Regions from separate parts of the Homo sapiens genome. Here region 1 is linked to region 2. Evidence: chromatin loops called from intact Hi-C (ENCODE). Cell type or tissue: mammary epithelial cell. All regions are shown on one strand. Links, peaks and the distances in the headings refer to the core of each region. The heading gives the core; the rest is flanking DNA.

Region 1 (16,277 bases), core at 3,897-11,896, 710 kb before region 2:
GATATCCTGAAGCTGAGCACAGTTCTTGACACAAATGGGAATGCAGCAAATGCTTATTGAGGAATAAATCAATAAATATGGCTAGCCTGCCTCAATCTTAAAATGTAGAAAATGTGCCCATTTTCTGAAGTGAAGGTATTATGTGCCTCTCTTCAATATGTAGAAAAATCAAAATCATCATCATGATTCACCCAACGTGTGTAATGGCCGACCCTGAACAGCGAGTCAAATGTTTTCCTTTAGAAGAGGGTTCACAGCTGTGCTGGGCATCTTCCTGTTTTATTTGTGACCATGGGTGCCTTTGCAAATCCATTTGTGACTAAATTCACAAAAATTTAGTCACCAAAAAAATGAGAAGAAGCAATATGTAATTGCCCTTTGAAATTGATTTGCAAACCATTGTTTATTTCAGCTCAGTGTTTTAAAATGATATTCACAATAATGTGAATGTCTCTTCCTGCCCCAGCTCATTCTATGGTCCATGCATGTTTCTGAATCATATGGCTGAGCTATAATCCCCAGAAACCAGGGACAGCTGTCCGTGGACGGACATGCTTTTCTGGAAGGATCTCTCCACTGGACACCTTACAGCTGGTGGGAATTACCTGAGCCATGGTGATATGGAAAAACCCACATCAGTCAGGATGCTATGACTAATAGAGTCTAATATAGTTCTTTAAAAGAGGTAATTAATTTGTTAGCACAAAATGGCCAGAATGATTTATAGAAATAAAATAGATACTGCATATAAATAAGTACTTACTGTTGATGTCATCATTGGAGGCAGTGTAGACATGCATAAACAGATGGAAAATGGGGCTGTTGATTAGATACTAGTTCTGCCCTCTATTGCCTTGGGAAAATTAACCACTCTAAGCTGCAGTTTTTTAATGTGCCTGATGGAGATAATGTTTTCTACTTGTCTGCATCGTGGTGCATGGCACAAGCAGGTACCTTAAATATTTGTTTCCTTTTCTTTTTCCATCATAAATAAGGATTTATTATGTGCTGTAACAAATTATTCTTCATGATGATTACTTAATTATTTTTTATTGACTTGGTTTTTATTTGATTTTTGATGATATTTTAAATTATTACACAATCAGTTACCTTTGATCGTGACTGTATTTGCTAAATACAAAATAGTTACCGTTCCTTCTGTGAGCAAAGCAATCGGCTCAGGGCTAATGTTCACTGGCACGGTGCTTACCCAGGATTTCCCTCCTTCCTTCCCAGCCCTTAAATCTCCTCCCTCCCACCATCCTCCTGATGAAATACATTCCCAAACCATAGCCTGTTTAGAGGTTGTGGCACATGGCCATCTTCAATATAGCAGTCCACTCTGAATTTAAATTTGTCACCATTTTCCTTAGAGGGAATGAGAAGGAAAATGAATTTAATTTAGTATAAAAAATAAACATTTCTGGGCACTGGAAATGTCTGTGGTGTTTTAAGAGCTGTTATCATTAATCAGTCAAGCATGTTTACCCAGACCCAGGATTGCTTATGAAACTGAACCGCACGCCCCGAAGCCCTTCAATGAGAGATGGCCACCAAAAGCTGAGGCAGGGAGTGCGTGTTCCCGGTCATCGTCACAGGCCCCAGCTGCTCACGGGGGTGGCATCTTTCAGAGCATGCTCCTCATGGCTGAAAGGAGGTGACACAAAGCAGTCGTTGGAAGTATTGGAAAGCACCACGTGTGCTATTGTTACCTTGTGGCTCTCCAGTTCTGGCCAGGGTATTTTCTTGTGGTTGTGCTTCTAATAGTCCATCCTGTTATAATTTTCAAAGGCAACATCATCTGCATGAATTCTTTTTATGCCAGTTGTAAAACAGCCATGATAATTATTATCATTAGGTGATTCTCACCACACAAAAGGGGGCATGGCATCTGCCAGGCGGGGAAGGTTATTTAGGAGCCAACAAAGCCAGGAGGTGGGCAGGCAGCACTCGCAGTCTGCGCTGGAACGAGCAGAGTCTGGGCCGGGGAGAGCTGGTGCGCGTGTCACTTGAATGTGCGCCTCCACTGCCCACAAAACACTTCCCTTAGAAACAAAGGCAAAAAGGAAGCCCAACATAGAAAACGTGAAACCAAAAAACAGCAGATTCATTCATTCAAGACACATGTGTTGAGTTCTAATTATATGCTTGACACAGGTCTAGGCTCTAGTGAGGAACCTGAAACAAGGCAACACTCCTCCCTGCCCAGAGGTAGCACAGGCGTTCCAGAGGGAGAGAGCGATAATGAGCACTTGCATATTTAATATAATGCCCGACGGGGCAGCATTCACTGAGAAAGCAGAGAGCAAGGGGAGGAGATAAAGGCTGACCGGAGGGCAGGGGGCCTATTTCACATGGAGGTCATGGGAAACAACTGAGGGAGATGACATTTGGCAAGAGACCTAATGAAGTGAGTAAGTCGTAAGAATTCAGGGGAGAAGGGAAGTGTTCTAAGTGGAAAGGACCAGCAAGTGCAAAGGCCCTGAGGCATACACGAATGTGATCCGGGAAGTGCAAAGGCCCTGAGGCATACACGAATGTGATCCGGGAAGTGCAAAGGCCCTGAGGCATACACGAATGTGATCCAGGAAGAGCAAAGTGGTCCTCCAGGCAATCACAGAAAAAGAGGGCAAGAACAATGGGGTGGAGGTCGATGAGCTACGCAGGAAGCAGGTCAGGGCGGATACCACGGGCTGCACAGTGAGGAGTTTGGATGGAATTGTGGGATTTTGATGGGCAGGAGAGAGGATGATATGATTTGTGTGTATAGAGATCGGCTATAGGGTTGCAAGAGTCTGAAACATGGAGAAGAATTTGCAGGCGTTTGCGTTAGCCTAGGCCTGCAATGGTGATGGCTCTGAAAGGAGTGGAGGCAAATGTGAGGAGCAGGTGCATTTGAGCTGTGCTTTGCAGGTAGAACTGGGGGCCTTGCTGATGGAGTGAATGTGAGGAGGGTGAGAAAAAAGATAAACTATTACAGCATAGTAGTGCTTACGAGCAAAGACTAACCGTAACCCTAGGGTTAGGAGATGATAAGAGCCTACGTCGTTCAAGTCTTGTCTTTGCTCCTTACTAGCTGTGTAAATTTGGGCAAGGTATTTAACCTGTCTGTGCCCATCTGTAAAATGGGGATGATCATAGTATCTCCTTCGACTGGGGATTGTGAGTGTGCATGGGACACACACACGTGTTTAGAACACAATCTGGCCTCCAATAAGAATATATGTGTTAGTAATTACTATTATTGGTGAATTAAGCAATTAGGTGAATTTGGTGCCATTTACTGAGATGGAGAAGACTGGAGGAGGAGTGAATTTTGGGGAAAATCTTAGGAATTCTGTTTCGGAAGTGTTCAGTTTAAGATGTTTATCAGACTTATACACAGAGGTGTTGAGCTGGACATAGGAATCTGAAGGTCCCAGGGAAAAAGGAACTAGAAATAGAGATGCGATCTTTAAAGCATGACTCCTGAAAGAGATCAGAAACATTGAGAGCTTGGGGAAAGGAGGAAGAGTCAGCAAAGGGAGTTAAAAGAAAGGGCCGACAGTGTTGGAGAAAATTAAGTGTTCATTTTCTAAGAGAAACAGTGCTTCAAGAAAGAGGCAAGGCCAACTCACAAAGTCCAGTAAAGTTTGGAGCCATGGACGCTGCAACTTGTACAAGAGGCTTCAGTGTTGTGTGAGGTCAGACGCCTTTGCGGAGTGGGCCTGGAGAGCAGGCAGGTGAGAAAGTGCAGATGGTGTATTAGAAAGGCAGCCGCCAGGGTGCCTCCGCCCAGATGCGTGCAAGCTTGAGCTTTACAAACCCTTCACTTTCATGTTGGCACTGCTGTAAGGCCCATGGTTTTCTTGTTCCCTTCCTATTCTTTCAGGAAGGAATCAGAGTCAGCAATGATGGTTCTGTTGCTTAAAACTAGTGACACTGGCACACTCACCTGAATGGTGCACAATTTGGCACAAACGGATTTATGGATGTGAGTTGGAAATTGAGAGATTCTGTGTCCTAAAACCAATCTATAGATGATGATCTCCAGGTAATAGAAAGTTTTCCTGCCCTCTAAAATGATCCTATGTGTTTAATACAAATGTGCAAATAAATAAGACATCTGTACTAGCAATGAAAAGCAATCAGACAAATCGTGTAATTTTGGAAATCCTCACAAATGCTTCTTGTTTTTGTTTTGTTTTTGAGACAGAGTTTTGCTCTTGTTGCCCAGGCTGGAGTGCAGTGGCATGATCTTGGCTCACTGCAACCTCCACCTTCCAGGTTCAAGCGATTGTCCTGTCTCAGCCTCCTGAGTAGCTGGGATTACGGGCACCCACCACTACGCCCGGCTAACTTTTTGTATTTTTAATAGAGAGGGGGTTTCACCATGTTGGCCAGGATGGTCTCGAACTCCTGACCTCAGGTGATCCACCCACCTCGGCCTCCCAAAGTGCTGGGATTACAGGCGTGAGTCACCGCGCCTGGCCCACTAATGCTTCTTAACCTGTCCCTTCCTTTATGGACTTAATTGCGTCTTCCCAACATTCACATGTTGAAGTATGTGACTGTATGTGGAGATGGGACCTATAAGGAGATAACCAAGGTTAAATGAGATTGGAAGGGTAGGGCCTTGATCCAACAGGACTGATGTCCTTATAAGAAGAGAGAGAGGCATGAGGGCCATGGGAGGACACAGCAAGGGGCGCCATCTGCAAGACAAGGAGAGGTCTCAGAAGAAACCAGGCATGCCGATCTTGATCTCGATCACTGACTTGCGGCCTCTGAAACTCAAAAACGTGTTGTTTAAGCCAACCTGTCTCTGGTACTTTGTCACAGCAGCTGGAGCTGACTAATACACTTAACCTCACATACCTATTTGAATGATGTTCTTTAATCTCTTTAATCATGGTATCTCTTTAATCTCTTCCCTCTCCAGCAACCCCACTGTCGGTGCCCTCATTCAGGCACTCACTACCTTCTTCCTGCACCATTAGAAAAGTCTTCATATTGGTTTCATGTCTGCCCTAATCAACCCATTCCCTACACTCTTTCCAAGTCATCTGTCTTAGGACCAGAGCCAGGAATAGGATTAATTGGAGTCAGAGCTTCCCTTTAGGGCACTTCACCTGTTGGAGAACTGGAGAAAATATGAAGAGGATGCTCACTACGGGTGCAGGTTCCTAAGCACCACAGGAGTGTTGAAAGACAGAAACAAGCTGTAAACCCAGAGACACGCTGGGAAGAGGGAGCCCCAGCAGCCACTGCAGTGAGCTGGCCACTTGGCCACGCACAAGAAGTGGAATTTATTCATTCATTGATTTGCTCAATCATGTTGAATGAGCACAAATATATCTCTGACTTTGTTGAGCTTCTATCCTGGTGAGTGGAGACACTTAAACATAGGCATAAGTTAATGAGATGATTTAGGATGAAAAGGGGTGCTATGAAGATTCTGAAAGGGGCAGTGGGATGGTGGGAAGGGGTGCTTCTGGTAGCATGGTCAGATAAGTGGACAGAGGAAGTGACGGGACTCCTGGGATATGAAAGATGAGAGGTAGCTGGCCATGCAGGGGAATAACATCCCATGTAGAGGAAACTGCTCTTGCAAAGTAGATAAGATGGGTGGAGCCTACAGGCAGGGTCAGAGGGATTTCAGGTGTTGTGGACTGAGAAGCGCTAGATATAGCATCTTGTTGGCCATGGGAGGTGTGTTTCATCCTAATTAGACTGGTGGCCTCTGGGGGGTTGTGAACTGGGAGATGATAAGATTTTATCTCTATTTTAAGGTGGTCCTAGCTGCTGAGGGTGGAGGTGTTGCTGCTACACTGGGGTGTCAGCAATAGGAATCGGCAGGGGATGGAAGGCTCAGAGTTTCTTTTGGCAGTTAAGCTGCTGGGATTTGCTATTAGGTGGAATATGTTTGTGAGTGAAAGAGGGGCATTAAGTGTCCAGGAGGACGGTGGTGACATGGACTGAGAGAAGCAGGTTTGGGTGTGCCGATTTAGAGTTACAGTTTAGCTTGGGTAAGTTTCCGATGCAGTCATGCGTTACTTAACGATGGGGACACACTCCGAGAAATTCATCATTTACAGGTTTTGTCATTTTGTGAACATCAAAGAGTGAACTTGCACAAACCTGATACAGCACTAGCTTGTCCAACCTGCTGGCTGCAGGCCACTTGTGGCCCAGGATGGCTTTGAATGCAGCCCAACACAAACTTGTAAACTTTCTTAACACATATTTTTTTTCAATTTTTTTTTTTTTAGCTCACCAGCTATCATTAGTGTTAGTGTATTTTATGTGTGACCCAAGACAATCCTTCTTCCAGTGTGGCCCAGGGAAGCCAAAAGATTGGACACTTCTAGTATAGCCTATTGCTCCTAGGCTACAAACCTGCACAGCATGTGCAGTTGTGACACAATGGTGTTTGTGTATCTTAACATGGAAAGGTAGAGTAAAAATATGGTATCTTATTGTCTTATGGGCCCACCATCATAGATGCAGTCTCTCATTGACCAAAATTTTGTTATGTGTCACATGATGTTAGTACTAGATGTTACAGAAAGGGAGATTGGCAAATGCGTTCACAGATACCACTTAGGAAGTAAGAAAAGGGCCCAGATGGAGCGCTGCATTTGGCCAGAGGAACGTAGTTGGTGCTTTTGATAAGAGCCATTTTAGCTGAGCCATGAAGATGAAAACTGCTTTCACCAGAGCATGTTCGAGAGAGAATGTGAGGCCAGAAGGTGGAAAGTTTTGTGGAGAAGAGTAGAGAAGTGGGGGTAGGGAATCTCCAAGGGATGTGGGGTAAAAGAAGGAGTTATTTATGCTGAACTAGAGCAAGCCTTGCTTGTCTGCTGCCGGGAATGAAGCCTTCCAACTGGTGGTGCAGGAGACAGGGCCCGTCAGAAGGAGCTGGGTTCTCCTGCGGCTGGTGAGGTGAGGCACGGAGCACAAGTGATGGTGCTGAAAAAGCTAAAGTTGGGGAATGGAGGTTTTTTCCATTAGAAGAAATTTTTCTCCTAATGATACCAGGAGGATTTTTCCTCCTAATATCACTATATGATACTTTTATCTTTTATGCTGTGAATATTAAATGCCATTTGACTTTAATGGTACTATATAAACACGATGTATAATGCAAGTACTAACATTATAATTGTAATTTTAAAGAATAGTTTAATGAATGTAATGACTATTCAAATATCGTGCTAATAATTTACCATGAAGTAACAACTTTTCACTATGTTTATAGCAGATTAAGAAAAATGTCCCTTTTGGGGAGAATAGCGATAGACCAATTTTTGGATTTGAAAATCAGCGTCAATTTCCACTGTAGACTTTGGAAATGACCCTTTGCTTATGAGCTCCAAGCACCCACTAGAGGGCGCATGCGAAGGCCTCTCCAGGCACGCAAAGGAGCCGCCGGAGCCCTTTCCTTAGGAGGCGGATCTTAAACCAAATGTAAACAATTTTGCTTCATAACAGTGATGACTTACTTGTTGCTGTTTCCTAGGCAGCGAATTTAAGGGTAATGATCAAAAAGCTAAAGTTAGACGATTGAAGTTTTCTCCTTACTTGAACATTTCTTTTGTAAAAGCACATCTGTTAAACAAAAAAGATGAATATTGTTAAGCTTTTGCAGAGGTATATAAGTTCCTGAAGTCTTTTGAGATGAAAAAATGAAATCAAAATGCAAAACGCAATAATGATATATTCTGAAAGAAACTCCTCTTTGGTATTCTGTTATCAAATAGCCTTAGTGGGAAATGAATATATAGAGTCCAACTACCATTTCTCTATGGAAATAAAGCCCACGAGGTCTTTCCTTTCTTACCCAGTCCATTCCCTGATTTTAAACATTCAATAAGTTCCAAGCCAAGAAATGCATTTTTCTTCCTTTTGATGATTTTCTGTGGTTCCTTAAGATGGTTTGTAGAATATATTACGGCTGTTGACCCCTGCAGGCAGTTTCCAGATCTTCGTGGTTTCCTCTACAGCTGTGGGTATTTCTCTTGTGAAACCACAGGTCAGTTCAGAACCACAGAACTTATCCTGACAATTAGAATTTTAGCCACTGTCCTGTGGGATTTTCAGAGCCACAAGGACTCCATGCTTTCAGTCCAGATCCTTAAATTAGTACCATCTGATGCCTGAAACATTCATGCGTTATCCAAGGATCCGAGGTCAACCTTTCTCAACTTTTTATTGAAAGTTAGCATATGTGCCCATCTCCTACATGTCCCCACAAATACCCTCCCTAGAATGCAAGATCATGAGAATGAGGATTTGGCCTTCCCTATGTGTTCTCGTGCCTGCCCCGTTGCCTAGTACCTGGCCTTTGTAGCATGGCTGAGTCCTTCCTTAGGGTCTCATTTAGAGCAGTGGGTTTCAAACGTTAGATTGCATTCAACTCTGCTAGAGGGCTCGAAAAAACACGGATTTCTGGGCCCTATTCCCAGAGTTTCTGATTCATAAAGTCTGGGGAGTGGAAGAAAATCTGTATTCTAACAAGTTTCCAGGTGATGTTCTTGACGTGACAGCTAAGTTTTGAGTCCCACAGGGTTTAGAGCATTATGAGTTCCATCAGAAAGAAGAAAGGACATGCCTGATGCTGCAGAGTTCAGTTTCGACTGAGGGAGGGAACATGGCTAGTCTTCACATGGAAAGATAACCCTCATCAAGGGCATCACTGATCTTTGAGCCATGTTAAACGTGTAATGCCTGTCAACTGAATAGGACCTCTGGGCATGGAGAGAGGATGGTATGGAAACAGTCAAGTTGTTTGTTTGGAACTGGGTATGCAGTCACTTCTCACTGATTTCCCTGTGCTATTGTATTAACACTATGACAGTGTTTAAAGTATGAATTATTAACCACTTAGGCTTTTTAGCAAAGGAAGTATTTGTCTCAGTGATATCTACAATGGAAGTATTCATTTCTCCATTCACTTTTCGGAGGCATGGGTTTGGTCCTGGCTTTGCAATTACAGGCAGGAACCAGTAGGAGAACTGATCATCTGCTCCCATGTTGTATGTCTGCTGGAGGCAATATTTTGCCTTTCCATCTCCAAGTGAAGTCCGCCTGGCCCTCCCTGTCTCAGCCTGGACTTTTGGAAGCTGAGCTTCGACTGAATCAGTTTTTGCAAGGTCTAGGCTTTTTCTTTTTTCTTTCTTTTTTTTTTTTTTTTTGAGATGGAGTCTCACTCTGTCGCCCAGGCTGGAGTGCATTGGCATGATCTTGGCTCACTGCAAGCTCCGCCTCCTGGGTTCATGCCATTCTCCTGCCTCAGCCTCCCGAGTAGCTGGGACTACAGGCGCCCGCCACCACACCCGGCTAATTTTTTGTATTTTCAGTAGAGATGGGGCTTCACCATGTTAGCCAGGATGGTCTCGATCTCCTGACCTCGTGATCCACCCGCCTCAGCCTCCCAAAGTGCTGGAATTACAGGCGTGAGCCACTGTGCCTGGCCTAGGCTTTTTCCACCTGTTTGGATATCTGTTTCTTTAAAGAATCCAACATATGCAGCTTCTAAGTTTATGCTTTTCAAACAGGTGTGTGTGCGTTTCCTGCCATGTGCCAGGGGACATGAAAGAGCACAAAGTCAGCATGGCACCTCCTGGAGCAGGGATTCCAGGATTAGCCAAGTTGGAGGTTTTAGATGGAACTGGCATGCTGCCTGTGCCCTGCACTATGCCACCTCTGTTGCAGCATAGTGGACAGTCCCCATGCATGCCTTCCCGAGGGCTCATGGACTCTCTCAGCTTACCAACGGTCTTTCTCTAGAGCAGAAGTACCTTCTCAGCCAGCAGTTAGCCATTGTGGAGGTGCCAGGGGAGTTAATGCCCTTAGGAGCAACTCTTGGTCCTTGGAGGCAGGAGTCAGCACCCACTGAACGTCAGCATACATTTCCCACCTTCCAGCCCTTCCAAGGGATGATCCTCAGAAGTGTGTTCTGCTGGGTTCCTCCAAAGCTCTCAGTGAGACCCAGCTCCAGTTGCCCATAGTGGCAACCCAGCTCAACCATGCCCTCCTAACACCTTTTCTTTCTTCCCTGACCTTTCTGCCTGCACTCAAGTCTTTTCTCAGTTTGCAAAACCAGGATACACAATATTTAGTATCTCCCAAACGTAAAATAAGTGGAGTGCAAAATTCAAAGAAAATTCAGGATGCATAGTAGTGTTTAGAGAACAACATGGGGCTGTCATGATATATTAGACACTTGCTTTCCCTTCCATGAAAAAAAAAAAAGGAAAACAATTGCTCTGTGTTCTAAAGAAGATTCATTATCTGCTGTCTCTTTACTTACTGCATACATACACCTCAGACTTCTGCAATTTGGCTTCAGACCCCACTTTCCACTGAAACTCCTAATCAGTAGCCTCTAAATCTTCTTCTCCATGAGGATGGACTTTTTTTCCATTTGTTTGTGTCATCTCTGATTTCTTTGAAGAGTGCTTTGCATTCTCATTGCAGGGGTCTTTCACCTCTCTGGCTGGCTGTGTTCCTAAGTATTTTATTCTTTTTGTGGCAGTTGTGAATGGTATTGCCTTCCTGATTTGGCTCTGAGCTTGGCTGTTGTTGGTGTACAGAAATGCTACTGATTTTTGTCCATTGATTTTGTATACTGAAACTTTGCTGAAGTTGTTTATTAGCTGAAGGAGCTTTTGGGCTGAGACGGTGGGGTTTCCTAGATGTAGAATCATGTTGTCTGCAAACAGAGGTAATTTGACTTCCTTTCTTCCTATTAGGATGCCCTTTATTTCTTTCTCTTGTCTGATTGCGCTGGCCAGGACTTTCAGTACTGTGTTGAATAGGAGTGGTGAGAGAGGTCATCCTTGCCTTGTGCCAGTTTTCAAGGGGAATGCTTCTAGCTTTTGCCCATTCGGTATGATACTGGCTGTGGGTTTGTCATAGATGGCTCTTATTATATTGAGGGCAACCTAGGCAATACCATTCAGGACATAGGAACTGGCAAAGATTTCATTACGGAGATGCCAAAAGCAATCACAACGAAAGCAAAAATTGACAAATGGGATCTAATTAAACTAAAGAGCTTCTGCACAGCAAAAGAAACTATCAACAGAGTAAACAGAAAACATAAAGAATGGGAGAAAAATTTTGCAAACTATGTATTCGACAAAGATCTAATATCTAGCGTGTATAAGGAACTTAAAAAATTTGCAAGAAAAAAAAAAACAACCCCATTAAAAAGTGGGCAAAGGACATCAACAGACACTTTTTGAAAGAAGACATACATGTGGCCAACCAGCATATGAAAAAAATCTAAGTATCACTAATCATTAGAGAAATGCAAATCAAAACCACGGTGAAATACCATCTCGCACCAGTCAGAATGACTATTATAAAAAAGTAAAAAACTAACAGAGGCTGGTGAGGTTGCAAAGAAAAGGAAACACTTATACATTGTTGGTGGGAGTGTAAATTAGTTCAGCCATTGTGGAAAGCAGTGTGGGGATTCTTGAAAGAGCTAAAAATGGAACTTTTTAACCCAACAGTCTCATTACTGGATATATACCCAAAGGAATACAAATCGTTGTGTCATAAAGACATATGCGTGTGTGTTCATTGCATCACTATTCACAATAGCAAAGACATGGAATCAACCTAAATGCCCGTGAATGGCAGACCAGTCTACCACATTTTAAGTGGTAGATATACACCATGGAATACTATTCAGCCATTAAAAAGAATGAAATCGTATGCTTTGCAGGAGCATGGATGGAGCTGGAGGTCATTATTCTTCGCAAACTAATTCAGGAACAGAAAACCGAATACTACATGTTCTCACCGATAAGTAAGAGCTGAATAAAGAGAACCAATGGACACAAAGAGGAGAACAACACACACTGGGGCCTACTTGAGGGTAGAGGGTGAGAGGAGGGAGAGGAGCAGAAAAAATAACTGTTGGGTATTAGGCTTAGTACTGGCATGATGAAATAATCTGTACAACAAACCCTCGTGACATGGGTTTACCTATATAACAAACCTGTACATGTATTCCTGAACCTAAAATAAAAGTTAAAAAAGAAAATTAGCCAGGGATGGTGGCACGTGTCTGTAGTACCAGCTACTTGTGAGGCTGAGGTGGGAGGATCACTTAAACCTGGAGGTTGAGACTGCAGTGAGTCCCGTGATCTATGATCATGCCACTGCACTCCAGCCTGGGTGACAGAGCGAAACCTTGTCTTTAAAAAACAAAAATTGTTCTAAAGTCGTCAGAGAGATCCCCATATTTTCTATCTATAATTTACCTGTCATAGGCAAGGCGGCCTTCTCCTTCTTTTTTTGTTTTGAGACAGGGTCTGGCTCTGTTGCTCAGGCCGGAGTGCAGTGGTTCCCTCTAGGCTCACTGCAGCCTCAACCTCCTGGGCTCAAGCAGTCTCTCCACTTCGGCCTTCCAAGTAGCTGAGACCACCAGTGTGTGTCTGGCTACTTAAAAAAAAATATTTTGTAGAGATGAGGTCTCATTATGTTGCCCAGGCTGGTCTCAAAACTCCCGGGCTCAAGCAATCCTCCCGCTTCAGCCTCCCGAAGTGCTGGGATTACAGGCATGAGCCACCGTGCCTGGGCTCATTTTTCAGAAGCAAGGTCACTAATTATTTTACCTGTGCTTTTCTTCCTCTGTGATCTGGTGGTTCCCTCTCCTCTCTTCTGCCCTCCTCCTTCCTTCTCTCCCCTTCCCTCATCCCCTTTCCTCATCCCTCCTTGCAGCTCTGAGTGCTCAAATGCTGTTTGGACTCTTCCTTCTTATAAACATCATGCTTTTCTCTTTAGCTCATGGCCGAGTTTCTTAGCAAAGTGCTTTATGGAAGTGTAGGGAATAGAGATGTCACATAAAAATGGAATGAGTTGTGAAAACAGGCAGTTCCCATCTCCCCCAAGATAGGCAAATCTTTTAATGACCTCCCTGGGAGGAGGGAGCCAAGGGCATATTCAGATTTTATAGCACCGTGGTTCAGGATATTGAATGAATACAGTTATTTCATGATTAGAAATAAAATACACTTCAGAAAATCTTTAAAATGCCCAACTGTGCAAAGATAAATTTTACTATATTCATGACTATTCATTTTAATAGTTCTTTTTCCAGTTACTTACCATAGGTCTTATGTAATACTTTTGGCAGAATAAAACAAAGTACCATTTCTGCTTTCAAAACAGATCAGTTAATACATTCAAAGCTATTGTCTTTTTCCTCGTCAAAGATGGCATTGTTAGAGCCAGCATATATAAACTTTCTTCCCTGCTGAGTAGACCACGTGGAAAAATGCTTATTTTTTCTTATAAGAATAAAATTGCAATCTTTCAACAGAACATGTTGATTATGCCATCTGGCACATAATTTCTTTGCTTAAATTAAGCTGAGAAATCAATTCAGTGTTGAAAGATATTATCCGTTTAGCATTTTTTTTTTACCTCCAGGCAATTTGAGAGAGGGAAAAAAATAAGTTGTTTTCTTTTCTAAGTATGTGAATTATATAGGTCTTGAATATTTTCTTCTACATAGGGGAAAATTATAATTTATAAGTAGATAGCTACGATCCACTGGGATTTCTTGTTCTGAAGTTATGCCAAAGCTGTACTGCGTTACCGGAACCTGCCCTGGAAGACCAGGTGACACTTGAAGATTAGCATCGGTTGATAGACGGTGTGATCAAATGATGGCAAAGACCTGTCCTAAGAGTTGTCTACATTTTGCTCAGACTTTTCTTTGTGAAGTAGTTTGTGGGTTCAGGTTGTTGCCGACAGTAAAGGCACAAATAAATGAGCTTAATACACAAATCCGGCTGCCCCCTAGGGCTACCTAGCAACGTTAAGGAACTAACAGGTGGTGGGAACTCATAAGAACGGAGTGGAAATGACCACTTCTTAACTGGACAGCGGAGGACTGCTCCAGCGGGATCCCCTTGTCAGTTTCTTCCTTGCGTCTCTCCTACCACACGTCTGTGGAGGTGCAAATCAACACCCAGTCACCAAAGACCTTCCAGGTGAATAGCTAAAGCCATGTACAGCCCTTGACCATTCTATAGCCGCCGAATCGGAGTTGAGCTGATCGTGAGAGATGCTATTGGGAAGCTCAAACAGATGCAACAAATGCCAGAGGAAAGTGAGCCTTGAACTGGAAGTTGTACATATGGCAGAAAAATGGGGAAAAGACGCAAATTAGTTGGAATTTTTGCCTTTGTCTCTTTGAGTTATTTTAAAAAGTCATCTTTAAAATAACGATTGAATGTTAAGTTTTGTTATTTAAATAGTGATTTATTAAGATTAAGAAATAAAGAATAGGAAATTCACATTTATGGAGAGGTATCATACAGAAATCAACCACCTGGGGTCTCACAAAAACACACCTACCCTGAGTCTTTGATGGCCACCTGCCTGTTGATGTCATTATCCACCTGTCAACTGCCTGGGGCATTGGGGAGAAAAGAAAACTTAAGTGTTTTCATACCCAAGGAAGTTTATGAAGTAAGTGCAAGCATCACAAATGGAGTTTTAAGAAAGCCTAGATCTGAATTCTAGCGCAGCAATAGGTTCACAATATATTTGGAAAAAGGATAATGTAATTTTTGCTGCAAGGACTTTGCATAACAGTAATAATAATACTTTTCATCACACTTAGGTTTCAAAGCCTATTCATGTGAATTATGTGCTGTGCTTCTCGTTAACCTCCTGCAAATCTAATATAATGGAGACACAGAACATAATAGTAGATGCTGAGTTGGAGTGAGATCCAAGGTTTTGGAGCTGAGGAAGTTGAAGCCATTGAAAAACGGCTTGTAATACTTGGCATGTATGCTTGAGACATGCTTGTTCACCATGGTGCCAATTTAAAAGTCATAGCTAATTGCATGCATTTATAAAAATGAAGGCAGTGTATCCCGGAATCTTGCAGTGACAGCTTTCTCTCAGGGTGATCCCTATTTCACACCATCTGAGACACAGGCTTAAAGAGCAGATGGGCAGAAGCCAGTCTCCTGATCGATGGTGGGGTGTCCCGTTCTGAGGCCGGGCTCCCACACTGCAGCTCTGCCTGGCTGGCTCCCGGTAACACTCAGAAACATGTCTCTGCACTTTGTGGGCATCTGATTCCGTACTCCTGCATCTTAACAAACGAGAGAGAGAGAGAGAGAGAGAGAGATCAGGCAAGAAAGTAGAAAAGAGCAAAGGCACATTGGCAAGAATGATTTCAAAGTCTCACCACTCCTGCTGGAAAGCCCCAGTTCCTGAAATATTTTGGAAGGATCTGTATATAAGTGCCCTTGGGAAATAATTTCTCTGATTGGCACCTTAGCTTTTTGACTCTTTTAGCAGTGAATCAACAAGTCCATCTGTGGAAAGAAGAAAGCTAATATAATGCGGCATTTAAAGCACAGCCCGGGAGACTCCACCTACTTACTTTAGAGAAGCCAGCCCCACCTTCCCTGACCTGGCCGACCATTTATCTCAAGAGTCCAGAATCACTGGAGCTCCCAGGGGGCTGATCCAATTTGTCCCTTTGTTCAACAGAAACATGGAGAATTCCTAAGAGCGAGAACTTGATTTTAAATAGGGAATTAGAAGACTGTTAAGTCCAAACTCAATCTGTTCCATCTCTTCACCATGGCTTATGGTCCCACCAATGCCACTGGGCTCTCCAGACCACCTTTGTTGACTATTGCCAAACACTATGAGATACAAAAAAGAAACGATATTAGTAGAAAATGGATTGCCCACATTTTCAAGGCTGGGGAAGGGCATGAGCTGAAGAATTTCTAATACAATTCTGACTCTCACACAATTTGAACTTCCTACCTTTGCAATATGAAATGTACATTTTATATACAATTTCCATGCCAATTTACAGGTGTTAAATTGGGAACAGCAGTAGAGTACAGACAAAGGGGGATAATCTAATCTAACAGCTACAGAGTTCAAACAAAGTTTGCTTCCTTTTTTAATATCATCTGGATGTCTGCAACATTTCATGCAAATCAATCTTAATTTACTATGTGTTTTGGCTCTTTCATAAAATAGTCTGACCATGCTATTTCTACAATTTTAGCTGTAAAATTTTCCATAAATAGGGCACTTATTACATTTTTAATATGTGGATTGATTCAGTTAGTATAAGAGTCTAGAAGAAGAAAGAGTCCGGGTAGAGAAATCTAGCCTTTTACCAATTCCCCAAAGCATTTCTGACACGAGCGTGTCATTTAGACTCAGGAGACCAGGTTGGAAAGACTGTGTCCTTGGACTTTCTCTAGTATTTTTTACTACCACAAGCC
Region 2 (16,277 bases), core at 2,901-10,900:
GCAATTGTGAATGGGAGTTCACTCATGATTTGGCTTTCTGTCTGCTATTGGTGTATAAGAATGCTTGTGATTTTTGTACATTGATTTTGTATCCTGAGACTTTGCTGAAGTTGCTTATCAGCTTAAGGAGATTTTGGGCTGAGACAATGGGGTTTTCTAGATATACAGTCATGTCGGCTGCAAACAGGGACAATTTGACTTCCTCTTTTCCTAATTGAATACCCTTTATTTCCTTCTCCAGCCTAATTGCCCTGGCCAGAACTTCCAACACTATGTTGAATAGGAGTGGTGAGAGAGGGCATCCCTGTCTTGTGCCAGTTTTCAAAGGGAATGCTTCCAGTTTGGGCCCATTCAGTATGATATTGGCTGTGGGTTTGTCATAGATAGCTCTTATTATTTTGAGATACATCCCATCAATACCTAATTTATTGAGAGTTTTTAGCATGAAGGGTTGTTGAATTTTGTCAAAGGCCTTTTCTGCATCTATTGAGATAATCACGTGGTTTTTGTCTTTGGTTCTGTTTATATGCTGGATTACATTTATTGATTTGAGTATGTTGAACCAGCCTTGCATCCCAGGATGAAGCCCATTTGATCATGGTGGATAAGGTTTTTGAGGTGCTGCTGGATTCGGTTTGCCAGTATTTTATTGAGGATTTTTGCATCAGTGTTCATCAAGGATATTGGTCTAAAATTCTCTTTTTTGGTTGTGTCTCTGCCCAGCTTTGGTATCAGGATGATGCTGGCCTCATAAAATGAGTTAGGGAGGATTCCCTCTTTTTCTATTGATTGGAATAGTTTCAGAAGGAATGGTGCCAGTTCCTCCTTGTACCTCTGGTAGAATTCGGCTGTGAATCCATCTGGTCCTGGACTCTTTTTGGTTGGTAAGCTATTGATTATTGCCACAATTTCAGATCCTGTTATTGGTCTATTCAGAGATTCAACTTCTTCCTGGTTTAGTCTTGGGAGAGTGTATGTGTCGAGGAATTTATCCATTTCTTCTAGATTTTCTAGTTTATTTGCGTAGAGGTGTTTGTAGTAATCTCTGATGGTAGTTTCTATTTCTGTGGGATCGGTGGTGATATCCCCTTTATCAGTTTTTATTGCGTCTATTTGATTCTTCTCTCTTTTTTTCTTTATTAGTCTTGTTAGCGGTCTATCAATTTTGTTGATCCTTTCAAAAAACCAGCTCCTGGATTCATTAATTTTTTGAAGGGTTTCTTGGGTCTCTATTTCCTTCAGTTCTGCTCTGATTTTAGTTATCTCTTGCCTTCTGCTAGCTTTTGAATGTGTTTTCTCTTGCTTTTCTAGTTCTTTTAATTGTGATTTTAGGGTGTCAATTTTGGATCTTTCCTGCTTTCTCTTGTGGGCATTTAGTGCCATAAATTTCCCTCTACACACTGCTTTGAATGTGTCCCAGAGATTCTGGTATGTTGTGTCTTTGTTCTCATTGGTTTCAAAGAACATCTTTATTTCTGCCTTCATTTCGTTATGTACCCAGTAGTCATTCAGGAGCAGGTTGTTCAGTTTCCATGTAGTTGAGCGGTTTTGAGTGAGTTTCTTAATCCTGAGTTCTAGTTTGATTGCACTGTGGTCTGAGAGATAGTTTGCTATAATTTCTGTTCTTTTACATTTGCTGAGGAGAGCTTTACTTCCAACTATGTGGTCAATTTTGGAATAGGCGTGGTGTGGTGCTGAAAAAAATGTATATTCTGTTGATTTGGGGTGGAGAGTTCTGTAGATGTCTATTAGGTCCACTTGGTGCAGAGCTGAGTTCAATTCCTGGGTATCCTTGTTGACTTTCTGTCTTGTTGATCTGTCTAATGTTGACAGTGGGGTGTTAAAGTCTCCCATTATTAATGTGTGGGAGTCTAAGTCTCTTTGTAGGTCACTCAGGACTTGCTTTATGAATCTGGGTGCTCCTGTATTGGGTGCATATATATTTAGGATAGTTAGCTCCTCTTGTTGAATTGATCCCTTTACCATTATGTAATGGCCTTCTTTGTCTCTTTTGATCTTTGTTGGTTTAAAGTCTGTTTTATCAGAGACTAGGATTGCAACCCCTGCCTTTTTTTGTTTTCCATTTGCTTGGTAGATCTTCCTCCATCCTTTTATTTTGAGCCTATGTGTGTCTCTGCATGTGAGATGGGTTTCCTGAATACAGCACACTGATGGGTCTTGACTCTTTATCCAATTTGCCAGTCTGTGTCTTTTAATTGCAGCATTTAGTCCATTTACATTTAAAGTTAATATTGTTATGTGTGCATTTGATCCTGTCATTATGATGTTAGCTGGTTATTTTGCTCGTTAGCTGATGCAGTTTCTTCCTAGTCTCGATGGTCTTTACATTTTGGCATGATTTTGCAGCGGCTGGTACCGGTTGTTCCTTTCCATGTTTAGTGCTTCCTTCAGGAGCTCTTTTAGGGCAGGCCTGGTGGTGACAAAATCTCTCAGCATTTGCTTGTCTGTAAAGTATTTTATTTCTCCTTCACTTACGAAGCTTAGTTTGGCTGGATATGAAATTCTGGGTTGAAAATTCTTTTCTTTAAGAATGTTGAATATTGGCCCCCACTCTCTTCTGGCTTGTAGAGTTTCTGCCAAGAGATCCGCTGTTAGTCTGATGGGCTTCCCTTTGTGGGTAACCCGACCTTTCTCTCTGGCTGCCCTTAACATTTTTTCCTTCATTTCAACTTTGGTGAATCTGACAATTATGTGTCTTGGAGTTGCTCTTTTTGAGGAGTATCTTTGTGGCATTCTCTGTATTTCCTGAATTTGAATGTTGGCTTGCCTTGCTAGGTTGGGGAAGTTCTCCTGGATTATATCCTGCAGAGTGTTTTCCAACTTGGTTCCATTCTCCCCGTCACTTTCAGGTACACCAATCAGACGTAGATTTGGTCTTTTCACATAGTCCCATATTTCTTGGAGGCTTTGTTCATTTCTTTTTATTCTTTTTTCTCTAAACTTCCCTTCTTGCTTCATTTCATTTTCCATCACTGATACCCTTTCTTCCAGTTGATCGCATCGGCTCCTGAGGCTTCTGCATTCTTCACGTAGTTCTCGAGCCTTGACTTTCAGCTCCATCAGCTCCTTTAAGCACTTCTCTGCATTGGTTATTCTAGTTATACATTCGTCTAAATTTTTTTCAAAGTTTTTAACTTCTTTGCCTTTGGTTTGAATTTCCTCCTGTAGCTCGTAGTTTGATCGTCTGAAGCCTTCTTCTCTCAACTCGTCAAAGTCATTCTCCGTCCAGCTTTGTTCCATTGCTGGTGAGGAACTGCGTTCCTTTGGAGGAGGAGAGATGCTCTGCTTTTTAGAGTTTCCAGCTTTTCTGCTCTGTTTTTTCCCCATCTTTGTGGTTTTATCTACTTTTGGTCTTTGATGATGGTGATGTACAGATGGGTTTTTGGTGTGGATGTCCTTTCTGTTTGTTACTTTTCCTTCTAACAGACAGGACCCTCAGCTGCGGGTCTGTTGGAGTTTGCTAGAGGTCCACTACAGACCCTGTTTGCCTGGGTATCAGCAGCGGTGTTTGTAGAACAGCAGTTTTTCGTGAACCGCGAATGCTGCTGTCTGATCGTTCCTCTGGAAGTTTTGTCTCAGAGGAGTACCCGGCCATGTGAAGTGTCAGTCTGTCCCTACTGGGGGGTGCCTCCCAGTTAGGCTGCTCGGGGGTCAGGGGTCAGGGATCCACTTGAGGAGGCAGTCTGCCAGTTCTCAGATCTCCAGCTGCGTGCTGGGAGAACCACTGCTCTCTTCAAAGCTGTCAGACAGGGACATTTAAGTCTGCATAGGTTACTGCTGTCTTTTTGTTTGTCTGTGACCTGCCCCCAGAGGTGGAGCCTACAGAGGCAGGCAGGCCTCCTTGAGCTGTGGTGGGCTCCACCCAGTTCGAGCTTCCCGGCTGCTTTGTTTACCTAAGCAAGCCTGGGCAATGGCGGGTGCCCCTCCCCCAGCCTCGCTGCCGCCTTGCAGTTTGATCTCAGACTGCTGTGCTAGCAATCAGCAAGACTCCGTGGGCGCAGGACCCTCCGAGCCATGTGCGGGATATAATCTCCTGGTGCGCCGTTTTTTAAGCCCGTCGGAAAAGCACAGTATTCGGGTGGGAGTGACCTGATTTTCCAGGTGCCGTCTTTCACCCCTTTCTTTGACCAGGAAAGGGAACTCCCTGACCCCTTGCGCTTCCCAAGTGAGGCAATGCCTCGCCCTGCTTCGGCTCGCGCACGGTGCGTGCACCCACTGACCTGCACCCACTGTCTGGCACTCCCTAGTGAGATGAACCTGGTACCTCAGATGGAAATGCAGAAATCACCCATCTTCTGCGTTGCTCACGCTGGGAGCTGTAGACCGGAGCTGTTCCTATTCGGCCATCTTGGCTCCTCCCCCCAGCAATTTTTTTTTTTATGTAGAAATCGGGGGTCTCAATATCTTGCCTACACTGGTCTCGAACTCCTGTCCTGAAGCGATTCTCCTGCCTCAGCCTCCCAAAGCACTACGATTACAGGTATGAGCCACCACACCCAGCCCCGTAGAATTCTTATAATGAGGGGGAAAAAACCCAAAACTTAAAATTCAGAGCCTGGCTTTTCTGATAATATAGATGAACCATTATCTATGCCAATCTTCTGTGATTCATTCACACCCCTGCTCCTGCCCACATGAGCACTAACCTCTCTGGACTTCCTTCTCCTCATCTGAAAACCTGGGACTATGAAACTCACCTCACCATTTTGCTTAGAGAATCAATAAGTTAACATTTGAAAGTTACTCCTTTCCTATGCCTCATCTTCTTTCAAAGATGAAACTAAATAACTCTATAATGCTTCCCTGACAAGGAGTTTGGTGTAGTTTTATTTAAAATGACCATGTTGTAAAGAGGGAAGTGGAAGGAGAGTTGATTAATAGGGATAATGTTCCAAATGTCTGGGAAATATAAGGCAGGTATCCTATTAATACACATCAACAGGAACTGTAAGAAGCTGCTGGGAAGCTCTTCTTCCATGTTAGCCTGGGTGTATGTGCCTAGCAATGCTTAAAAGGATGCACTGAACAGTGATGGTGAGGATGTGGAGAAACTGGAACCCCTGGGCAGCTGCCGCGGAAAACTATACAGTGATTACTCAAAAAAGGTAACCTAGAGGCCGGCCATGGTGGCTCACGCCTGTAATCCCAGCACTTTGGGAGGCTGAAGCGGGCGGATCACCTGAGGTCAGGAGTTGGAGACCAGCCTGTCCAACATGGCGAAACCCCATCTCTACTAAAAATACAAAACTAGCTGGGTGTGGTGGCATGCACCTGTAATCCCATCTGCTTGTGAGGCTAAGGCAGGAGAATTGCTTGAGCTGGGAAGGTGGAGGTTGCAGTGAGCCGAGATCACACTACTGCACTCCAGCCTGGGCGACAGAGTGAGACCTTGTCTCAAAAAAAAAAAAATGTAACCTAGAATTATCATCTGACCTAGCAATTCCATCTGGGACATCCACAAAAGAATTCACAGCAGGGTCTTGGATAGATATTTGCCTCCCATGTTTATAAGAGTGTTATTTACAATGTCAAGGAGTGCAACCAGCCTGGCGTCCATCAGCAGATGACTGGACAAACAAGAGGCCGTCCATCCATACAATGCAGTGTGAGTCAACTTTAGAAAGGAAGGAAATCCTGAGACGTGCAACGGCATGGATGAACCTTGAGAACATCATGCTCAGTAAAGCAAGTCGGTCTCAGAACAGATAAATACTGTGTGGTTCCACTCATACGAGGTATCCAGAGGAGTCAGGTTCATGGAGATGGAGAGTAGAATAAGGATTGCCAGGGGCTGGGGAGAGGGGGAATGGGAGCTAGTCTTTAATCAGTGCAGAGATTTATTTACAAAATGAAAAGAGTTTTGGAGATGGGTAGTGGTGATGGTTGCACAAGAGTGTGAATGTACTTAATGCCACTAAACTGCACACTTCAAAATGGTTAAAATGCCAAATTTTATGTTATGTGGCCACAATAAAAAATAAAGAAAAAAGCAATCTGTGGTTGCAGGGTGGACCTGTTCCCGAGAGGGGAAGGAGAGGTCCCCCTTAGCTCCTGGAGGGGTGCTGGGACTAAAAGACTCACTCTGATGGCATCTGGGCACCTCCGCCAGTGGGCCCGGAGGGTGCAGAGAAGTCTGCAGCTCTAGACGCCACAGCAGAGCCTCTGCCCGCCCCCCGCTCTCCAGAATTATGTTCATGAGGGCAGATAGACAAGATTAGCCTCAGACACAAAACAGCAGCAGAGAAGGCATTGCCCTAATGGTAGGGAACACATACTTTGCAGACACCTAGATTCAAGAGAACGTGTGTAATGTAAACGTTGGAAGAAAGCCAGGAGCCTCTCAAAACTCCAGGTTAGAAGACAAGGGAGGCAGGATATGGGGGAGCAAGATGCCTTTTTTTAAAAAGTTGTTACCGGGTTTTTCAGAGCAATAGTTAAAAGGGAAGGTTTCTTTTATGATACGACACCGCCATCTCATGGACAAAACTCATATGACACAGAGTTTCTCTAAAGCGAGCCTGTCCCTCTACTGGGAGCTCTTAGCGTTGGCCCTAACAGCTCTACCTCCACATTAATACAGCATTCTCAGAGTCCACAAAGGAACATTCCATCTTTGCAAGCCAAATACTGGGGCAAAAGTCAGATTCTCATCTCATCTCCACTTCCCTCTGAGGCTTAGAAAGTCCTTTCAGCACTTGAATTTCAGTGAAGAGTCTGGACGCTGTCTCACACCAAAAACTCCCCCTGACGTGGGCACTGCAAGAGCACCCCCGTCCTGGTGATCAGAAAAAGCAAGTGTTGGCTTTATCACAGCCAGAAAATGAAACAGTCTGCGAGGAAAAGTATCCCCTCCATGCTCATCACCATTAAATGGCAAGTTCGACTTCTCTTATTTCCTAATTTAAAATTGTTTTTTTAAGAGATGGGGTGGATCTCACTATGTTGACCAGGCTGATCTCAAACTCCTGGCCTCAAGAGATCCTTCCATCTCAGCCTCCCAAAGTGCTAGGATTACAGGCATGAGCCACCGCACCCAGCCTCCCAATTTTAAGTTGTATGAAGATGTTTCTAGGAGTCTTTGTTCTGGCCTCAGGCTGTTGTCATTTTTCTGTGCTGTGTTTTTACATTGCTGTGTGGAAATTCGTTTTGATAGTGTGCTGTTTCTTGGATGTATTTGTCCAAATCAGAGCTTAAATGAAGAAAGTCTGTTTTTAAAGCAAGTCTTGGATTCACTCAGCAAAGGCTCTGGAGCATCCACTCTGGCCTGGCCACACGGCAAGCTGCAGGGCAACAGGTGGAGACGCAGCCCGCAGTCTGCACCGGCCCCAGAACCATCTTCCCCTTAAATTGTAAGAACTATCCCCGGGGGGAAAGTGAGGACATTAGGTGCAGTGTGGGCCTGGGTGTCTAGGACCGCGCATGTGGGGGCTGCAGGTGGAGAGAGGCAGTGATCTCAGTTGGGCAGGGAGTTTGTGCCTCTGAAGGACTTCATTGTTTCTCGTGCTGTCTCTGGCACGGTGTCTTGGGCCTGGAAAAATGAGCACAGGTTGGAAAGAATCTCAGAGCCCAGGGGCTGCCAGTGTCAGAGCTCGGGCCGTGCTGGGTGCCTCACACCGGGGCTGCCCTTCGGGTCTCCATTCCCATCAACACACACACACACACACATTCTGGCAACTTCTCCCATCTAAATAAAAAGGCAGTCCCCCCACCCCACCCCCACCCCCACCCCACCTCCGCCCCTTTCCATTCTGAGTCCTCAGCTCCTTTGATTTCTCAGGGCACCTGATGCAGGCTCTCGGCAACTCCCTCCTAGAGACCCCTCCTTTCTGGCCTCCAGGACTCACCTCTCCTCGCTTGCTCCTCGTCCCTCAGGTCTCCCCTGCTGTTTCCTCTCATTAATCAATAAGCACTAGAGCGCACCAAGCCTCTCTCCTCTCATCCCACCCAGCTCCTGCCTTTCAAAACAGTCGCTATGCTAATCACTCCCAAACGTGTTGCTCTCCCCCAACGCCTTAATCACCTGCCTACCTGGCACCTCTGTTCCTGTCCCATAGATTACCCTAGATGAAGCACGTCCAGAATTAAACTCCTGATCTTCCATGCAAAAGCCTGATCCTCCCACAACCCCGCAGAGCACCACGACCCCGAGCCCTCACTGGCCCTGATCCAAAGCCCTGAGCTCCACTGTGACCTCCTTCTCTCACACACCACCTCTGATCCATCAGAACAGACCTCTGTCCAAACATGCTTCTCCAGCACGCCCACCACCCTGGCCAAGCCGGGGTCAGGGCTGCAGCCTCCTCCAGGTCTCCCAGCCTCCGGTGGCTACACATCCTCTCGTCCCGGCTTCGGCCCCTCCAGGGGCCTCCCGTCTCACTCAGGGGAACCCTAGGGGCCTGGTTTTACCTACGGGGACTAGCCTGAGCTGCCCTGGAGCACCCTACTGCAGCCCTCTGGGCGTCACCTCTCTGCCCTCTTCCCTCCCTTCTCCTGCTCCTCCCTGGGCTGCTACAGCAAACTTCCCACTGGCCGGGCCCCTTATCCCCGTGTGCCAGGCTCCCTGCCTCCCACCTGCATGCCTCAGAGCAGCCACCTGCTCCCCCCACCCAGCCTTTACCCTGCATGTACCCAGCCCTCTGGTGTGCAGCGTCTGCCTGATCCCCTAACCCCTCCACCTTTACCTTTCCCGCCACATGTACCCCGTCCTCTTATTCCAGTAAGTTCCCTCCAGGCACGCACTTTTGCTGGTTTTCTTCACTCCTGCATCCACTGCACCTGGCCTGTGATGGAATCTTCATCCACAGAGAATTGAGTATCTGATAAAGGACTTGCTTGCAGCATATATAAAGTGTTCTCCAAACTCATTCATCATTTTTTTAAAAACCCAATTTTTTAAAAATGGACCAAAGATATACACTGAAAAGATGTTCAACAGCTTTGGTCACTAGAGAAATACAAGTTAAAATGGAATTATTACCACCGAGCTGTACAATTAAAAATGGTAAAGATGATAAATTTTATGTGTATATTTTATCTCAATGAAAAATAAAATTAAAAAGAAAAAGAAATACAAATTCAAGCCACAGTAAGTGACCACCGCCCTCCTTTCAGAATGGCTAACTAAATAGCCTGGCCACAGCCAGTGTTGACGAGGAGGCGGAGGAACCGGACTTCGCAGACACTGTGACGGAAATGAGAAATGCTGCCGTCACTCGAGAAAAGAGTTGGCAGTTTCTTTAAAATTCAAATATACGCCCACCTTCCCACCCAGACAGTCCATTGTTAACTTTTTACCCTCCAAAACTGAAAATATGTGACCACACAAAGACTTACCCAGGAAGGCTCATAGCAGCTTCATTTGTAAGAGCTCCAAACTGGAAACAACTTACATATCCATCAATGGGTAGATGTGGAAACACAATCTCAAGGATAAATGCATTGAGTAGCATCCATTCAATGGGACACCACTCAGCAATAAAAAGCAATGAACTGGGCTGGGCACGGTGGCTCATGCCTCTAATCCCAGCACTTTTCGAGGCCAAGGAGGGTGGATCACCTGAAGTCAGGAGTTCAAGACCAGCTTGGCCAACATGGTAAAACCTCATCTTTACAAAAATTGTCTGGGCATGATGGTGGGTGCCTGTAATCCCAGCTACTTGGGAGGCTGAAGCGGGAGAGTCACTTAAACCCGGGAGGCAGAGGTTGCAGTGAGCCGAGATCACACCATTGTACTTACACCTGGGTGACAGAGTGAGACTCAAAAAAAAAAAAAAAAAGAGCAATGAATTATTGAATACATGCCACATGCCACAGAGCCACATCTTCAAATAATTTGCTGGGCAGAAGAAGCCTGACCCAAAAGAATCATACTGCCTGGTTCTACTTTTATGAAATTTTAGAAAATGAGAACCAATCTTCAGAGAGAGAAAGTTTGGAGGAGGGGACTGGAGCAGGGAGGGGTGAGAGGAAAGGACTACAAAAGGGCCCAAGGGGACACTGGCGGATGATGGACATCGCCATCCTCTGGACTACGAGTTCAAGGCTCTAACCTCTGGCAAGAATGTGAAGTTGTAAAAAATATAGCAAGGCTTTGGAAGTGACCAATCTGGCTCTATCCCACAGTTCTGCTGGTTTGGATTTCCCAGTCACAATTCTTTATAATTGTAAACATTCCCCAATGCAGGGCCAGCTTCAGGAGGGCAACACCCATTCAGTCACATAAGGCCCAAGTTTAGAAGCCCTCCGCCCCCAAATTCCATTTAATGCTCTCCTGTTACTGTCTCAAAGTGCTTAATAATTTTATTTTATTTCTATTATTTTATTTTATTTTTGAGATGGAGTCTTCCTCTGTCGCCCAGGTTGGAGTGCAATGGCGCGATCTCGGCTCACCGCAACCTCCATCTCCTTGGCTCAAGCCATTCTCCTGCCTCAGTCTCCCAAGTAGCTGGGATTACAGGTGCCCGCCACCACACCTGGCTAATTTTTGTATTTTTAGTAGAGACGGGGTTTCACCATGTTGGCCAGGCTGGTCTCGAACTCCTGACCTCATGATCCACCCGCCTTGGCCTCCCAAAGTGCTGAGATGACAGGCGTGAGCCACTGCAACTGGCCAATAGTTTTTGAACAAAGGGCCTTACATTTTTGTTTGACACACTGGGTCCCACATGTTATGTAGATGGATCTTCCTCAAAGTGTGTTCTGCGGAGTTAATTCTTTACTTCTGTTCATTTATGTTAATTGCTGTTGTGGAAAAGGAGCATTTGGGAAATGCTAAGTTAAAGTTAAATAACTTCATTTTCCCGAGGACAATTTGTAGCAACAGTTCAGATTAGAAACTAATAGTTAGTCATCTTACCAATGATGGAAAAGTCCTATTCGTTATCACAGAGATGTATATGTATAGTTTTCCCTTGCTATCCACAGGGAGGTTGGTTTCAGGACCCTGGCTCTTACCAATGATGGAAAAGTCCTATTCATTATCACAGAAATGTATATGTATAGTTTTCCCTTGCTATCCACAGGGAGGTTGGTTTCAGGACCCTGGCTCTTACCAATGATGGAAAAGTCCTATTCGTTATCACAGAGATGTATATGTATAGTTTTCCCTTGCTATCCACAGGGAGGTTGGTTTCAGGACCCTGGCTCTTACCAATGATGGAAAAGTCCTATTCGTTATCACAGAGATGTATATGTATAGTTTTCCCTTGCTACCCACAGGGAGGTTGGTTTCAGGACCCCAGCAGATGCCAAAACCTGTGAATCCTCCAGTTGCTGATAGACAATGGCATGGCATTTGCATAGAACCGTGGACTTTAACTCCTCTCTGGGTTACTTACAATACTTAATACAATGCCTACACGTCACTTCAGTCACGTAGATTCAATGTAGTACTCAATGCGCAGCAAATTCAAACTTTGGTTTTGGAACTTTGCAGAATTTATTTTCTGAAAATTTTCAATCTGCAGTTGGTGGAATCCATAGATGCAGAAGCCCTGACTGTACTGGAGATTAGACCATGTCCCATAAAACCATGCCTCTCACACTTGGACGTGCACACAAATTAAAACCAGCCCAACTGTCCCATAGAATTGGGACAATTTTTTGAATAAACATAGAAATTGACCCTCCTGATCTTAAAACTTGAAACTTACATTTGTCTCATCTGAGTTGCTTCCTCAGGAAAGGAGCTGAAACTCATCAGATCACCACATCCAGAGAAGATGCCAGTCCGCTCATTCATGATTGCTTCCTGTATTAATCTGTTCTCACACTGCTATAAGGACATGCTCGACACTGGGTCACTTGTAAAGGAAAGAGATTTCATTGGCTTACAGTTCAGCATGGCTGGGGAGGCCTCAGGCAGAAGGCGGAGCCAACACGTCCTTCGTCACATGGTGGCAGGAAGGAGAAGAATGAGCAAAAGGGAAAAGTCCCTCATAAAACCATCAGAGATCGTGAGGACTCACTCACTACCATGAGAACAGCAGCACTGGGGTAACTGCCCCCATGACTCAATTACCTCCTACCAGATCCCTCCAATAACACATAGGGATGATGGGAACTACAATTCAAGATGAGATTTGGGTGGCAACACAGCAAACCATATCATTTCCTCACCCCTCCCTAATTCTGTTTTACACTCCTTCCTCGCTATATAAACTCCCCAATTTTAGTCAAGCAAGGAGACAGGTTTGAGACAGATCTCCCATCTCCTCAGCTGCAGCACCCAGTTAAAGCCTTCTTCCCTGGCAAAACTCATCTCAGTGAATGGCTTTCTGAGCAACAAGCAATAAGACCTGGACCACACCCCTGGCGTTTCGGTAACAGAATCACTTGGGGATCTTCTAAAGGTACACAATCAGTTTCATTAGGTCAGGCCCTAGAAACTGTGTTTCTCAAGTGGTTCTGATTCTACTGGTCAGCAGAACACAGTTTGAGTAGCAGAGCTCTAAAATGTATGTATGCATAGGTGCACGTAACTCTCGGAGGAGGCTTAGTTCTGTCTGTTCAATTTATATGTCGGTTTCATCACTTAGTGTCCATGTGACTGAGGAGAAAGTTATTCTCTCTGAGCCTCAGATTCTTCAGGGTGCCCAAGGTAACCATTCCTAGAATTATTTCAAGGATTTAAGCAAAGTAATTTTATACTGATGCTCATTTTAACAGCCACTTATGGTGAGTGAAGCAAGATAGATACCATTATCTCCATTTTACAGATGAGAAAACTGAGGCTTAGGGAGGTTAAATAATGTGTCCAGTGCTAAAGCGTATAAGCAACAGCGAGGGCTCGAAACTTTGTCTTGATTTATTTATTTGTTTTTGAGACAAGGTCTTGCTCTGTTGCCCAGGCTGGAGTGCAGTGGCACAATCTTGGCTCACTGCAGCCTGGACCTCCTGGTCTCAAGTGGTCCTCCCGCCTCAGCCTCCCAAGTGGCTGGAACTACAGGCATGCACCACCATGCCCAGCTAATTTTTGTGTGTTTTTGTAGAGACAGGCTCTCACGTTGTTCTCCAGGTTGGTCTCAAACTCCTGGGCTCAAGTGATTCTCTCACTTTGGCCTCCCAAAGTGCTGCAGCCCCTGTGCCCAGACAAAAGTTTATCTTTTAACTCTGAACCCCTTGATCTTTGTTTCACTCGAAGATTTTGAGTGTCTACTATATACACCAGGCTCTTGTCTTTACATCATTCTGACTTATGGAAGGGTTTGCTTTGCAGTGAGGTTTCAGGTTACTCTCCTTTTATAGATGGGATCCTTTTTCTTCCTTTTGAAAACAAATTGATTATTCTTTATCAAAATTATAAATGTTCATTGCTTAAAGAATTCAAGCAATACAGAAGAGAACAAACAATAAAAATCTCACCACCTCAGACGTGGCCTTCATTAACATTTTAGTGACTATTCTTCCAGTCCCCTCTTTATGACCTATGGGTGACCCATTGAGGGTTCCTCTGGTCAATAATTTTGAGAAGCTTCTGTGTATTATAGTCCCCACCTGGAGGTCCCAGAGAGCACTAGAGTTTTCAAGGCTCACAAAACTTACAGCAAAAAGTTTTGCCACTACAAACAAGTATCCTTAAGTGTCTATATTTTTTCAATTATATTATTATTTTCTTAGGGGAAACAAAGCATGCATAGTGCCCTCCCCAAAGGCTGTGCAACTTTATACTGCTACTAATTGCTCATGAGAGTTACCATTTCCTAAATCCTGCTGCTAGTAGACTTTACCAGTTCCTTTGCTTTTGATCAATCTGATAACACAAACAAAGCTAACTGCTGTTTCTATTGTTTCTTCAATCATTCATGAGGTGTTTATCGATTAATTTATAAATTGTCAATTCATGGTCTTTCCAAATTTGGATTTTTATTTTTTTACTTTTGAGTTCTTTGTTTAATAAGGAAATTTATATTTTAGTATGTGAGTTGCAAATATTTTTACCAATTTAGTTTTCAACATGCTTATTTTATTGTGTTACAAAGTCATTTTCCCCAGCACTTTGGCAGGCCGAAGCAGGCAGATCACTTGAGGTCAGGAGTTCGAGACCAGCCTGGCCAACACGGTGAAACCCCGTCTCTACCAAAAATACAAAAATTAGCTGGGAGTGGTTGCACATGCCTGTAATCCCAGCTACTATGGAGGCTGAGGCAGGAGAATCACCTGAACCTGGGAGATGGAGGTTGCAGTGAGCCTAGATCATGCCTCCAGCCTGGGCGACAGAGCAAGACTCAGTCTTAAAAATAAAAAAATAAAAAAAAAGTAGTTTTCAATTTGTATATCACCAAATACATGGATTTGGGGTTTGGGGATTTCTGACCTGTTCATTTGAAGGACCTCTTGCAACCAAGATTATAAAAATATTCACCCATATTTTCTTATGATATTTTATAATTTCTATATTTACAATTAGATTCTCAATCCACCTAGACGTTATTTTCATGTGAGGTCTGAAGTAAAGCTCTACCTCTATTTTTTGTCTAAGTCACCAGCCCGTTATCATACCTCATATATTAGATAATTTATTTTTTAACTCTAAGATGACATGATGTCTTTTTAAGTTTTGTTTTATATTTTGCATTGCATAATATTCACTTCTGGTGTATAGTTGCATGATTTGGGCAAATGTGTAGAGTTGTGTAACCACCATCACAAGGCACAGGACAGTTTCATCACCCCCCAAAACTCCCTCTCCCTGCACCTTTGTAGTGAATCCACACCCCTAACCCACGGCAGTCCACGGCCCTCTTCTCCATCTTCTCCATCCCAGTGCTTGCCCTTTCCAGAATGTCCTAAGGATGGAATGGCGTGGTGTGCACCTTTGAGCACCGCTTCTTTGACTGAGAGCAACCCATGAGATCCCTCGTGTTGCTGTGTGTGTCTGTGGACAGCTGACTGCTTTTCACTGCTGAGTAGTATTCTGTTGTGCCACAGTCTGTTTATCCATTTGCTAGAGTAGGCAGACAGCTAGCCATGAACAGGATAGGGAACCCCTGAAAAAGGAAGCTCTGGAAAATCTCACACCCTTGGGATCACCTGAAACATGCCTGCTGGACATGAGCAGAGAGGAGGGGAGATTCCAACGCAGAAGGGGACACCCCGAAACGCTCCTTAGGGCACCCAGTCATTGCTCACTCTGCAGTTAGCCTGTCAGAAGGTCGATAGCTGTGTGCTGATCAGAACGGAAGAAGGGCAAAGGGAAATTCCTAAGAGACACAGGCGCAATAGGCACTAACTTAACCGCTATAGGACCTTCCTGGGGTGGCGGACATGGGCAGTGCTGCCATCAGGCAGGATTCATGCTGATCACCAGCACATGTTAACTGACATGTTTACTGTTAACTGACAGTAAAGGAGAATCCCCAAACTTGGGGCGGGAACAAGGTGGAGACTCAAGACAGAGGCAGCAACTTAAGGAAACAATCTGATATAATCAACAGCCCCACGCAGAGCCCTCAGGGCTGCTCCCAGCCGGGCCAGCCCACTCCTTTCCTGGGGTGTACTCTTACGTCCTTCATAACCCACACTTCCCAGTAACACATTCACCAGTTAAAGGACATTTGAGGAGTTTTCCGCTCTTTGTGGTTGTGAGTGAGCTTGCTATTCACACTTGCCTACAGGTTTTCTGGAGAGAATACGTTTTCATTTGTCCTGGGCAGAAGGCCAGGAGTAGCGTTACTGGGCCATGGCGTCTAGGAAGTTTCTTACCTTTCTGAGACCTCTTGCTGTTCTCCAAAGCAGCGGCCCGCTTTGCCTTCCCACGGGGAGCGCGTGGGAGTTGCCGTCGCCCAGGGTCCCATCATCAGCACTTGCTCTTTTCCATCGCTGTGTCGTTCTGGCTTTTTTCTCAACCCGCTCTAGCAGGCTTGTAGCAGCGTCTCATTCCCCTAATGGGTAATGGCGTGGAGCATCTTTCCATGAGTTTATTGGCCATTTATAGATCTTCGTTGGGGAAGTGTCTCTTCAAATCTTGTGCCAATTTTTTTTTACTAGGTTGTTTTCTATTTCTGAGTTGACACTGTGTCTTTCTTCGCGCGGCATTTCCAGGTCTGTGGAAGTCTATTTTGAACCTTCTGTTCCAGTCCATTAATCTACCTGTCTGTTCCGGGGCCGGGACCACACTGTTTTTATGACTGTAACTGTTTTATTACTCTAAGAATGTATTTCATTTGTATAAGACAATTCTTCCCTTATTATTCTTTTCCAAAATACTCTGTTATTTTCAAATATTTATTTTCCAGCTCAACTTTAGAATAATTTTG

Evidence for each region. A loop is a pair of places that touch in the nucleus more often than their neighbours do. Peaks named below come from ENCODE experiments on the same cell type or tissue, not always from the same donor. Only the 100,000 strongest peaks of a DNase experiment are listed, where the experiment ranks them.
Region 1: a loop joins it to region 2, with 6 times the contacts of the local background. A loop is called at or near these places in 22 of 110 quality-filtered maps.

The regions. Positions count from the first base shown.
Region 1 is chr6:714,805-731,081 of GRCh38, forward strand. It overlaps LOC105374873 (a long non-coding RNA gene), which reads right to left. Exons shown (of 3, transcript XR_001743915.2): 3 at 13,032-15,115. Among named protein-coding and RNA genes, the nearest start is that of EXOC2, 30 kb to the left of the region's middle. RefSeq lists a silencer at 7,299-7,378. In mammary epithelial cell, for the core only: a CTCF peak has its summit at 7,373 (motif pointing right); a DNase peak (open chromatin) is centred at 7,407.
Region 2 is chr6:1,430,368-1,446,644 of GRCh38, forward strand. No RefSeq gene overlaps it. Among named protein-coding and RNA genes, the nearest start is that of MIR6720, 48 kb to the left of the region's middle. RefSeq lists enhancers at 3,392-4,062, 6,940-7,904. In mammary epithelial cell, for the core only: a CTCF peak has its summit at 6,510 (motif pointing left); a DNase peak (open chromatin) is centred at 6,504.